Linked DNA regions of Homo sapiens: region 1 is linked to region 2. Evidence: chromatin contacts called from ENCODE Hi-C data. All regions are on one chromosome and are shown on one strand. The core of a region is the stretch at or near the end of the contact, and the rest is flanking DNA. Distances in the headings are between cores, read along the strand shown.

Region 1 (6,220 bases), core at 1,158-3,657, 78 kb after region 2:
AAACGCGCAGCCGGGCACGCGGCCGCCCAGCCCCGCTCCCAGCCCGGGGCCAGGACCCCTCCCCGCGGCGCCGCTGCCGCAAGCCTCCTCTGCTACCCCAGCTGCGGGCAGTTTGGCCCGGCGCTGTGCCGCTGTAGTTCGGTGTCCCTTCGCCCATCCTGCAGGCCAGCTTGGAAACTGTGTCCCATGCTCCTCGAAACACCGGACCTGCTCCCCGCCGCCCTGCGGAATGCGCCTCCTGGCGCCTCAGTGGGTGGCCGGGCCGAGAGCACAGGCGCGCCAGCCACACCTCCCCACGGGTCGGACCCACACGGACCCCGCCGCGCTCCGCCGAAACTGCGCGGGTCCCGCGGGTGGCCGGCGCAAGAGCCACAGCCCGCGACAAGCCGGCTGCCTGCAGGTCAGTGACAGAACCCCAAATGGAAACTGCGGAAACCCAACAACCAGCGAGTGAGCTGGTAGAGCCAGCGGCCCCAAGGAGCTGAGGGAGCTCCGGCTTGTGGAGTCTCTTCTCACATTTCCAGCATATGGAGAATGCCACACTGGGTCAGCCCCTGCCCCAGATCCTGCCCCCTGGCCTCCAGGCTCTGGGCTTTCCTCCCCTCTGTGGTAGCCTTTATCTCCATTGCAAGCCATCTTTCCACTACTAACAGTTAAAAGCCTCCCCTTTCTCTCTACTCTCCCAAGAAACCTCATCCTCACCTGTGGACAGGTGGCCGCCCAACTCTCTTCTGCAGCTCAAACCACTGTGTCCATCTACCTCTTTGTGTCCCTAGACATAAAGGTACCCAAAACTCCCAGAGTGCTGAAGCCACACCTGGCCTTTCCCAGGGGCCCACTGATCCCACCATCCATCACCCATCACCAACTGGGAATCCCCCCTGCAGCTCACCAGTGCTTCCCTGCCCCGGCCTGGCAACCACACTCAGTGGGAAGGCCTTGGCAGTGGCTTTCTTCAACTCCCCAGCTGCTCCCAACCCCCCAGCCACAGTGATCTTTCCAAAATGCATATGGCCTCAAACTCAAAATATTTCCTTGCTGCCTGCCACTCCAGCATAGAAACGGGGACCCAGGTGACACAGGTGTCATGCCGCTGGGTTTCCAGGGACAGCCAGGACCTCCCCATTCCTGGTATTCCTGATATCCTCAGATCTCAGCTGCTCCAGGGGCTGGAGGTTGCGTTCTTCTCATAAAACAAGAACAGTATAGGCATTTGCTTTTCATCAGTGTAATGAAACTTTAGGGACTTATGATCCTAAATCACATTACACCAATGTGAACTGCACTCAAATTGTTGTAAACTAAATTTGCAGAACAAGCAGTTTTTGTGCAATTCTTTGCAGTCTACTCAGCTCTTTCATCTCTGTGTTCAGGTTCAATCCTCATTAGTTCTTCTATGAGAGATAGTTATCCCCAGATGCGTTCAATGCTCAGCTCCTTGCCCTGGCAGGCCCCGTCCCAGGGTCCTGGATGGCAGATGCCATGCCCGCCCCGCGAAGCTCAGGCTCACCAAGCAAGCAAACCGCAGCTGGTTTAGGTAGACAGCAGCTGCCCACAACTGCTAACAGCCTCGGGTTTCTTTTCCTCAGAATCACTCACCCTAAATCTACACATTGTAGACTGTCACATTGGTCTAAGTAGTGCTCCTCAAAGTGCACTGCACATTAGAGTCACCTGGGGAGCTTCACCGCCGGGCCCCAGGCTCTGATTCGCCCAATGGGAAGGGAGCACCGGGCACTTGTCCTGAGCCCCTGGCCCCTGCCTGGTTCTGCAAACCCAGAGCGTCCACATACCAGGCTTCCTGTGCTTAACATTGTGTCCTTGAAAAGAGCTAGCTGCACTAATGCCCATTGATTTCACTGTGTGTGACCACAGTAAAGAGAAGCAGCTTTGAGGGATTTAGTGTTTTCACTCCAGTGCATTCCATTCTAAGGAAACGCCTGACCACGGCTCATGGCTAGGAGGCCCCGCAGTGCCAGATGCTGCCCTGGAGTTCAAGTGGAACATTTGCTGTCTGAACCTTTCCAAACTCCCCCCACCCATGACCTCATGGCCCACCAGGGGGCGACTTTTTCCTGGGTCGCCTGGCAGAGAGCCGGAGGGGGTGCTCAGGGGGCAGCTGCTGCAGGCCCAGGCGGACTCAGCCGCGCTAGGTCGGCTCCGTCGCACCCGTCTGTGCACACTAACCTTTAGGGGAACTTGCCTTGCTTCCTAAGCCGCGACTCAGCCGGGGCTGTGTAAACCCTCCCTGCCTGTTCCCAGGCTAGTCTGGCTCCTCGCCTCCTTCCTCCCGACCGCGGAGCACGTGCACTTTACCTGCGCACTTGCAGATCTTTCTCCAGGAGTGAGTTTAAGGTCCGCACCTCCGCTCTGGATGGTGAGCGGAGCACAGCCTTCGAAGTAAGAACTCAGAGGGAGCTCGGCGCTCCCGCAGCGGGTCCCCCACCCAGGCACGCCCCCGGCCCGGCCCCGCCCACAGCACTCCCCACTCGGCCCCGCCCACAGTGCGGCCACGCCCGTAGCACGCCCCTCCCGGCCACGCCCACAAAGCTGCCCACATGGCCCCGCCCACAGCTCGCCCGCTCCGCACCCCCGGCCCCTCAGCTCCCCAGCCCCCGGCGGCGCGGGCTGAGAGCAGCTCCGTCTAAGGCCACGCCGCCCCGGCGTCCCCGACAGCGCTCTCCGCGGGGATAGTTTCCAGCTTTACCTCTAAAGAGGCGGCCCAGGACTGCGGACAGGCTTTTCCCTATGAACAAGAACGGGGAAATGCTCAGTGAACATTCTGTTCCCTTCAGAGCTCTCCCAGCGGGCACTGAGAGGCCCTCCAGCTAGGACGCCAAGGTTACACTTGCCGACAGCCCCTCCTGCAGCACAGACACACACACGAGATACACAGACACACACAGATACACAGACACACACAGATACACACAGACACACACACAGATACAGAGATAGACACGATATACACAGACACAGATACACAGATACACATACACAGAGACACACACAGAGACACAGCAATACACAGACACACAGATACAGGACACAGATACACAGATGACACACAAGGACACATGCAGATACACAGACACACATACACAGATACACACAGACACATGCACAGATACACAGAGACACACACACAGGCACAGAGATACACACAGATACACAGATATACACACAGACACAGATACACAGACACACACAAATATATACAGATACTCAGACACAGATACACAGACACAGGTACAGACACACAGATACAGATACAGAGATACATACAGATACAGAGATACAGAGACACACACAGATACACACACGGACACACACAGAGATACACAGACACAGATATACACAGGCACACAGATACAGACACACAGATACACACATGCACAGATACACACAGATACAGAGATCTACACACAGAGATACACAGACACACAGATACGCAGACACAGAGATACACAGATACATAGACACATACAGACACACACACAGATACATGCACAGACACACACGCAGATACACATATACAGATATACAAACACAGATATACGCACAGACACACACAGATACACACACAGATACAGACACACACACAGATACACGCACAAACACATGGAGACAACACAGCTACAGACACACACACAGCTGCAGTGGCCAGGCCCTGCACAGGAATTGGCAGGAAGTAAGAGGCTCCATCCACAGTGTAACAGCAGAGCTGAAAGAGATCTCATGCCTTATAACAGAGCACATTGCACAGCCACAGGGTGGGCCAGGGGTTGCCCTGGTAGCAGGGACCGAGGATGTCCTCGGCATGGCAGGCTCCAGGACACTGAAGTTCCCAGCCAGGGCCCTGACAGCAGGAGAGCCCGAGATCTCTGAGACCACATTCACTGTCGCATGTGCAGACCCCTCAGTTCAGACCGCCGTGTGCGTTAGGTGTGGATATGGCTGGCAAGCAGCCTGCATGGTGACCCCCATCCTTGTGGGATGGCGGCTCCAGGGAGCCTGTGACCACCGATGCACCAGTTCCCGTCCCAGAAATACTGTCTCCTCCTCGCTCATCACTGCACCTGCTCCCCTCCCAGTGCCTCAGGGACACTGTTACAGGGCGGGAAGGGGCTGGGGCACAGAGCCCGGGGGAGGCTCCCTGAGTGGGCAGAAGGCTCTTGGTGTGCACGCAGATCTGTCGAAATGCGGGCTTTGAAACGCCAGCAGGACAGCTGCGGCCAAGCGTGTGGCTCTCTGTGCCTTGCAGGTCACAGTTGTTTTTGTGTAACTGCTGAATGTATGGGGAAGGAGCAACCCTACCCCAGCTCCAGGGATAGACCCTGAGTGGCCACAGTAATGGAGGAAACCCAACTTCCATGCCAGGGACTGGCTCGGGTGAGCCAAATCTATGTGTCCCAGCCCTGGCGGCAGCTGAGGGGTGACAAAGCCCCCCCGCGAGCCGACAGGCACCCACACCCAGCACAGCCACATGCTCACTGTCTCTGGGCTTCTTAGCTGCCGTCAATCAGTCCCCTTGGTTGATTGACCCTCAGGGCCAGATGGGGTTTCCTTTCCTGGTGGCTGAGAGTGAGTGTTGCCTGCAGATGCATCAATGGAAGCCTGTGTGTGACTCGAACAGCCAAACTTGCCTTCAAGGGGCACCGTGCTTCTTCAGTTACAAGTGATTGGGGCCAGTCTCAGAAATGATGTGGTTTCTCCTGAGCATGAAGATTTGGGTCCCAAACAAGATATGATATAGAATTATACTTTTTTGGCTGGCCAAGGAAATTCCAGAAGGAAATCCCAAAATAAGGTCCCCCTAAATGTTCTTGGCAAAGAACAGCACCATTGGAATCAGATATAAAAGCCAAAGGTGGCTATTTCCAAGCAGAGGGCTGGGATGCGGTGTCGCTTTTGTGTACGTGTATGTGCATATTTTATGTTTGTGGGTGACCCAGTGAAGGCACCCTTGGCTTCTTGCCCTGGACAGGCAGTTGTGACTCAGAGGACAATGGTCCAGGAAAGTGAGAAGCTCTCAGAATTGGGCAGGCCTGAGGGTGCAGGAAAGCGCTGCCTCCCCAGACCACAGCATCCAGAGAGAAGAAAGCGCCTCCCAGCCCAGCCCTCCAGCCCCGTCATGGGGAAATCTGTCTACAGCTTCCCTTTATGAATCCTTCCCCAGGGGTCCCCGGGGCCACCTGCTGTGCAGGCCTCTGCAGTCCCCAGTCTCTGCCTGTTCCTGCCATGGTTCAGCCCACAAACCCTATGCACCCACCCCTGCCCGAAGTTGGCTTGATTCAGCAAGCATTCTGTCAAGTTCCCAGATCCTGCGGGTCTGGAATTCAGAAAGGCACAGTGGAAACAGCTCGTCTGCTCCCCACTGCAGCCAGGGCAATGTGAAAGCTGGAAATGACTGGAGTCTGGAGGATCCGGAGGTGCACTTGCTCACTCTAGGGCGGGTCTGTCGGCTCTGCCACGTGGCCCCTGCACCAGCTCTTGGACTTCCTTACAGCATGGCAGCTGGGGCCCAAGAGACAGGAAACAGAAGCCACCAGTTCCTTAGGGCCTGCACCCAGGACTGGCAGGTGTCATTTCTGCCATATTCTATTGGCCAAGCAGTCAAGGAGCCCAAGGAAGGACACAGACACCAGTTCTTGAGGGGAGGAATGTCAAAGAACATTGGAGCCATGTTTTTTGTGTTTGTTTCTGTTTTTGAGACGGAGTCTTGCTCCGTCGCCAGGGTGGAGTGCAGTGGCGTGATCTTGGCTCACTGCAACCTCCGCCTCCCGGGTTCAAGCAATTCTCCTGCCTCAGCTTACTGAGAAGCTGGGACCACAGGTGGGCGCCACCACACCCAGCTAATTTTTGTGTGTTTAGTAAAGATGGGGTTTCACTATGTTGGCCAGGATGGTCTCGATCACTTGACCTCATGATCCGCCCACCTCGGCCTCCCAAAGTGCTGGGATTACAGGCGTGAACCACCGCGCCCGGCCAGAGCCATGTTTTAAAGTTACCACGGCTTTAGGAGGCAGGAGCTGCATAACATGAGGGCATGATGCTACCTTCTGAACTTAAATTCCGGACTTTAAAGACATGTTTAAATGTAATGAGCTGTGGAGTCACAGGAACTCCCATTCATTGCTGGTGGGACCGCAAGATGGTACAGCCACTTTGGAAGACAGTTGGGCCGTTTCTTACAAAACTAAACACTCTTAGAATATGA
Region 2 (5,516 bases), core at 1,390-3,889:
CCTTAGCTCCAAAGATGGAGGGAGGCCAAGAGGGACCTGAATGGACAGGCCTCGCCAGGGCCCCTCCCGGCCCGTTTCCTGCGCTTGCTCATGTGCTCTCGTCCTATCACACCTTTCAGGACCCCACTCTTCATCAAACCTAGCATCAAAACACCAAGCTCAGCTGTTTCTTGTCAAGCAACGCTTATATGAAATACATGAGTATGCCTTTTTCTTGTTAACCTGTCCTTCGTGTCTAATCTGCAGGGCCCTGGTTGGAGAAGCTAGGAGGGTGGGGAAACAGTGTTTTCTCCTCCCCTCTGAATCTCACAGTCTCCTCCATGTCCTCTGAGAGCCCAGGATGCAGCGCTGGGTGTGATACAAAATGCATCACATGGGAAAAAGGAGAGAATGAAAGGGATGGGGAAAGAGGGAGGGAGAGAATAGGGAGAATGGGGAGAAGGGAGGGAGAGAGAAAGGGAGAGGAGAAAGAAGAGGACGCAGCAAAGAAGAGCAGGAAGGGAGGGAGGAAGAGAAAGGAGAGCGGGAGACAAGGACGGCGCCCTTAACTGACCTGGTTGTAGAGGTTTGCTGGCTTCTGTTCATTTGCCCAGTGCCCTGGGAGCCTGACAGGCCTCCTTCAGACAACAATTCAGGGACAAAGAACTTCAGGTGCTACAATTACAGGCTTCTGAAATAGACCCTGCAACTACCGAACCGACACCGCCTGGCTGCTGCGGGAGACACTGAGGTTCCGAAAGAAAGGTGGCTTCGCTATTCACCGGCTAAAGGAGAGTGGTGCTTTCTCCAGAAGCTCCTCCCCTCACAGCAGACACCCTGGGTGTCCTTCACCCAGCCTCCTCCACAGGGCAGGCCAGAGGGCCGGGAGGAGGCCTCGAGCTCCTTGCTCAGAAGACAGCCCTGAGGACATTGCTGTGGGCCTTTCCAACCAGGCCGAGGCCCCTCCTACCTCACGCCTATACTGCACGCCCTTTCTCAGGGAATCACCTTGTGGGGGGCAGGGTCCAGCTGGCTTCCCCTCCTCCCCAGGCAGGCCTCAGGCCTGCAGCTTTCACAAAGCTCAGCTTTCACAAAGAGAGGGTCCGTGAGTTTCCGGAAAGCGTGGTTAATCCCTGGGAACACTGCCCTTTTCCAAGGAGCCTGCTGGAGGCTCAAATCAACCCCTCATCGTGGCTGGTGACCCACTGCGCTGGAGGACGCAGCACCCGTCTTCCCCCCTGCGGCCTTCATCTCTCCCAGGCTCTCTCTCTCCCTCTTCATCCAAATTCGAAGGCCACACAGGGAGCAGGCGAGACAGCTCCCCGCCCCCACCCATCCCCACCCCCTGCCAAGAAAGGCAGGCTGCCCTGCCCCCTGCTGGGAGGGACTCAGGCTGTGGGGTCCTGCGTGGGGCCTGGTGCACTCAGGCTGCTCGAGAAGGAGCTCGGCAAAATGCCTTAGAATAAAGGGGACACACTGGGGCCTGGGTGGGATGACCAGAGGGCTGAGGCTATCATCTCATCTTAGTGACCTAAGCTGCTGTGCTCGCCTGGGATCTCTACTGACTGATCAAGTTTGGTGCCAGTGTTCCCCGAAATCTCCCCCTCCTGCCTGAGTCCCACTGAGGACGGTTTCTGGACAGGATCCAGCCTCCCCCTTCAGGTTCCTGGGTCAGCCTGGCAGCCGGTTGCTCTATCTCCCCTTCCCCCTGCGGGAAAGTCCTGCCCAGGAGGGTGGCATGTCCTGGGAACTTCATGAGGGGGGCCAGGAACACAGGGCAAGTCTTGGCTTTCTTCATCCTGGAGAAGTAATGCAGAGGTCGAGGCACAAGAATGAGAAACAAAGTCTGTCAACATCACACAGCTCTTCGGTTCTCTCACATGGAGATACTTTACAGCTCAGGCACGGTTTTAAAGTGATGAAGAAAATACAAACACGTGCACACGCACTCAGCTGACATCAGCACCGCCCTGACCCCAGTGGAAGTGGAGTGCTTCTAAAACTGTGGGTGCCTCCATCCACTGAGCAGAGGGAAGCACAAACTGTGACCAGTGTGCCCCCGGCTCACCAGAAAGCCTCAAGTGCCAGGCCTTTCTGGAAGGCTGCTGGTGCCCTGCTGGGTAGGTCACTGGCTAAGGAGAGGGTGTCCTGGGAAGATGTAGTGAGACTGCCAGAAGGACTACAAAAACCAAGACTATGCAACAGATTACAGCAACTGCAAGGAAAGCAAGCCAGTTTCCTAAAATTTCAGTTCACTGAGGCTATCAAGTAAGTAGACTAAAGAAAAAAACACTTGCCATTTAGCTAACTGAATTAATTCCTTTTTAAATAATAATCATCAAAAATATTTGCCTGATCAGAGCACTGCATCGGAGGGTCCCACCTCTCCAGGACCCTCCACGGATGCCCGCCGCACTAGCAGTACCGGGGGCTTCAGGGGCCTTCATGCACAGACACCTTAATGACCATGTCCATTCCAAAATAGGCTCTGGACCCTGGCTGGAGAGCTGAGAAACAGCCCTCCCACCCTTTCACCCAGAAAAGGCTGGGCGGACATCAGTTAACCGCCCACTCCTGATCCCAGAATAAGGCTGCAGCAGAAACAACTCGCCTGAAACCTAGAGCAAAACAGGTGACTGTAGGAAGAGGCGGCTTCCCTGGGACAGGTGCCAGCCCCACACTTCAGAATCAGGCGGGATTCAGCCAGAAAATGTAGACATTGCTCAAGGTCAAGTGTGGGCTCGCTTGAGCGTGGGAGCCTCTGAGAGCCACAGATGGAGGTGTTCACATTTTCTTGCAGGCTTTTCCTCCAGGAACCCCAGCGGACGCTCCCCAGGAAGACAGGAAGCCTGGGGAAGATCCCGGGAAAGCATCCCCCAGTGATGCCAAGCTTCACCCTCTCCCGCTGCCTCTATCTCCCCTAAGGAGCAAAGGCCTTCATTTGCTTGGGAAGCGCATCTAATCTGGCAGCCAGAGGGCGCAGTGGGAATTCCTGCAGCCATGAGAAGGTAGGAGGGGAAAAAGTAGCTCTTACCCCAGTGGGAGGGGTGGGCATAGAGCAAGGTCTGGCAGACAGCTGGCAGGGCGCCCGGTAATTCTGAGTGTCTAGTGCACCGCAGGTTGCCACAGCAACCGCAAACCTCAACACAGCCAGATTCTCACTAGATTTACATGAACCCTCCAACTAATGCCTGCAGAAGTCAAGGCATGCTCATCTCCAAGCTTAAACACCACTGGCCTCTGTATCTACTATCCTACAGGATGTGTATGACTTCTAACTAAAAATTCTGAGGCATGCAAGAAGGCCAGAGCAAGCACAGTAGGAGGTGCCACAGCAGTCATCAGAGCAAGGTGACACAGCCAGGACAGCAGGGACTGGAAGATGGGTCACGCTGAACGCAAAAGAGACGGGGGAGGAAAGGAGTATCGGGGAGCTAGGGAAAGCCAGGTCCTGGCTGGAATGTGCCCTGCTGTCCCCCTTCCTCACTCGGAGAGCTCCACCACCAACCCCGCCACTGTCTCCCTGGAGCTCCCCGCCCCTCTGTCCTGAGACTCCATCTCTCATCAGACATCCTGGAGAAACAAAATTCGAGTGGTAATGGCCTGTGCCGTGGCCTTCAGCAGCAGTCACAACCGTCTGCAAGTGTCTCCTTGTGTTTCAGATCTCAGCCAGGCGGCTGGCCATCTCAGAGTGGATTTTGGATACAGTAGTTCTCCAGCGGTGATAAGGCCAACAGCTGCCAGAGCTTTCCTTGATCCGGATATAGGCTGAACAAAATCTGTAACAATCAGAAACGTTGAATGACAGAGGTGTGGTATGAGAGCAGTAAGGTATAAATCATTTTGATAACAGTCGAAAACAGATGTGATGATGGGGCTACTGTGTGCATCCAGTACGCGCCAGCTTACTCTGAATAGCTTTGTCTTAAATATTATAATATTCTGATTCATTACAGTGTTCAGCTACAATGGGCCCTGATTATTGATACCTGCCAAATTTAAGGATTAAATGCCTGGCCATAAAATTAAATCATCGAAGAAGGATAAATGTGGTTTTCTCACAATGGAGAATAAAGGCATATGACCCCTGTGATGGTTAGAGCATGTGTTTGTGGTAGCAGGTGTTTGTGAAATTTGCAAAGCACCTTATACACCATCAAAAAGTAAATTAAACTGATGATAACATGAGATTATAGAAGTTCAAATCATTCCTCAAATTCTATTTTGGATATCTCCACAAATCACCTAAACTCCATCTCACAGAAGAAGGCTGAAGACTGGACACAGAGCTCAGGTCAGCTCTTGGGGACCAGGGGAGACCTGGCCCACCCTGCCCGGTTCCTTTGAAATCTCAGAGCACCTGCCAGGCCCTGCTGAGCAGCAGGGCTTCAGAAACACACATTCATGTGAGTAGGAAGTGGGGAAGCAAATTGGTAGCCAAAAATATCAAATCGTGATGCTTTCAGAGCTCAATGTAATTGGTTTTCCATTTCTAGCATAGGTTTCCTTTCTCTGGGTCACAGATCTCCTCCCTCATGGGTTGGTTATTAAGAAGTTGACTGTACTCAGCTCAATGCAATCAGCACTGACTTCGTACACCACCCTGCTGTCCACATGTCACAGCTGAGAGCGGACCCAGGGCCACAGACATTCCTGCACGCACGCAGAGCCACAACACACATGCCACGCGTGCAGGTCACGAAACAGCCAGCAACAGCCACACATCTCATGCACAGGGGACCCTGTCACCAGGGCAGGCTGCGTGGGAGAGCACACCACCCCCTAAGCTGGTGCACATCATGAAACACAGCTCAGACCCACCCTTGCCCACAACCACAGTCACACCCCCATCACAGCAGCACCTACCACCCACTGTGGTCTCCCAGCAACTGCCCATGCACACCATCTTGGAGCAACACTCAAAAGTGGCACTCACCCAAAATAACTCCGCAAAGCACAGGCACAACCCATCATGGTCACTGACCACAACCTACACAGCTCACACAGGTGCACACACAGAGACATACAGCAGGCACAGGGGACCACACACAACCTACACAGTTCACAATGGTGCACACACACAGACATAGAGCAGGCACAGGGGACCATACACCCACGTGCAGACACGAAGACACACAGCCACAGACAGGAGACCATATACTCACCTGCACACACACAGACACACAACCAGACAGGAGACCACACACCCACTCATTGGGCAAATGTATTTTGAGTGCCGCTATGTGACCCTGGCTCAGGCTACATCAGGCCACAAAGCACACCAAGGCTGGCAGTGGGACCTGTGACTGTCGCCTCGGAGGGCACAGAGGTGTCTCTGCAGCCCTGGCTCCCTGCTCGGGCTCCTGTGCCTTTCCCTTGATGGGTCCATCTGCTAGGACCCCTCCAATGAAGAACAGCACCGCCCACTGCCATGGGCTCACCAGAGCAGCCCTCGCCCTCCCCTCGTTCCCACACTCTGTTCCCTACAAGGGCATCTCACGTTGGTTTGGCTCCAGAATGAGTCTGTTGTGAATGTT

Evidence for each region. Hi-C counts contacts between places; a loop is a spot of excess contacts on that map. Pooled maps may share reads with other maps.
Region 1: a loop to region 2 is called in a map of posterior cingulate gyrus, with 2.7 times the contacts of the local background. The contact joins the promoter of OCA2 here to the enhancer-like site in region 2. A Hi-C loop is called at or near these places in 3 of 168 maps with a recorded cell type or tissue (heart left ventricle, posterior cingulate gyrus and right cardiac atrium), 1 of 37 single-sample maps with no recorded cell type and 5 of 50 pooled maps.

The regions. Positions count from the first base shown.
Region 1 is chr15:28,096,908-28,103,127 of GRCh38, forward strand. It overlaps OCA2 (OCA2 melanosomal transmembrane protein), which reads right to left and starts at 2,408. Exons shown (of 24, transcript NM_000275.3): 1 at 2,317-2,408. RefSeq lists an enhancer at 1,703-2,355.
Region 2 is chr15:28,018,816-28,024,331 of GRCh38, forward strand. It overlaps OCA2 (OCA2 melanosomal transmembrane protein), which reads right to left. Exons shown (of 24, transcript NM_000275.3): 6 at 3,686-3,758. Among named protein-coding and RNA genes, the nearest start is that of OCA2, 78 kb to the right of the region's middle. RefSeq lists enhancers at 453-1,121, 4,846-5,345. Within about 2 kb of position 2,640, at least 2 of the 41 ENCODE cell types and tissues checked have a DNase peak (open chromatin) inside an H3K27ac peak, as active enhancers do.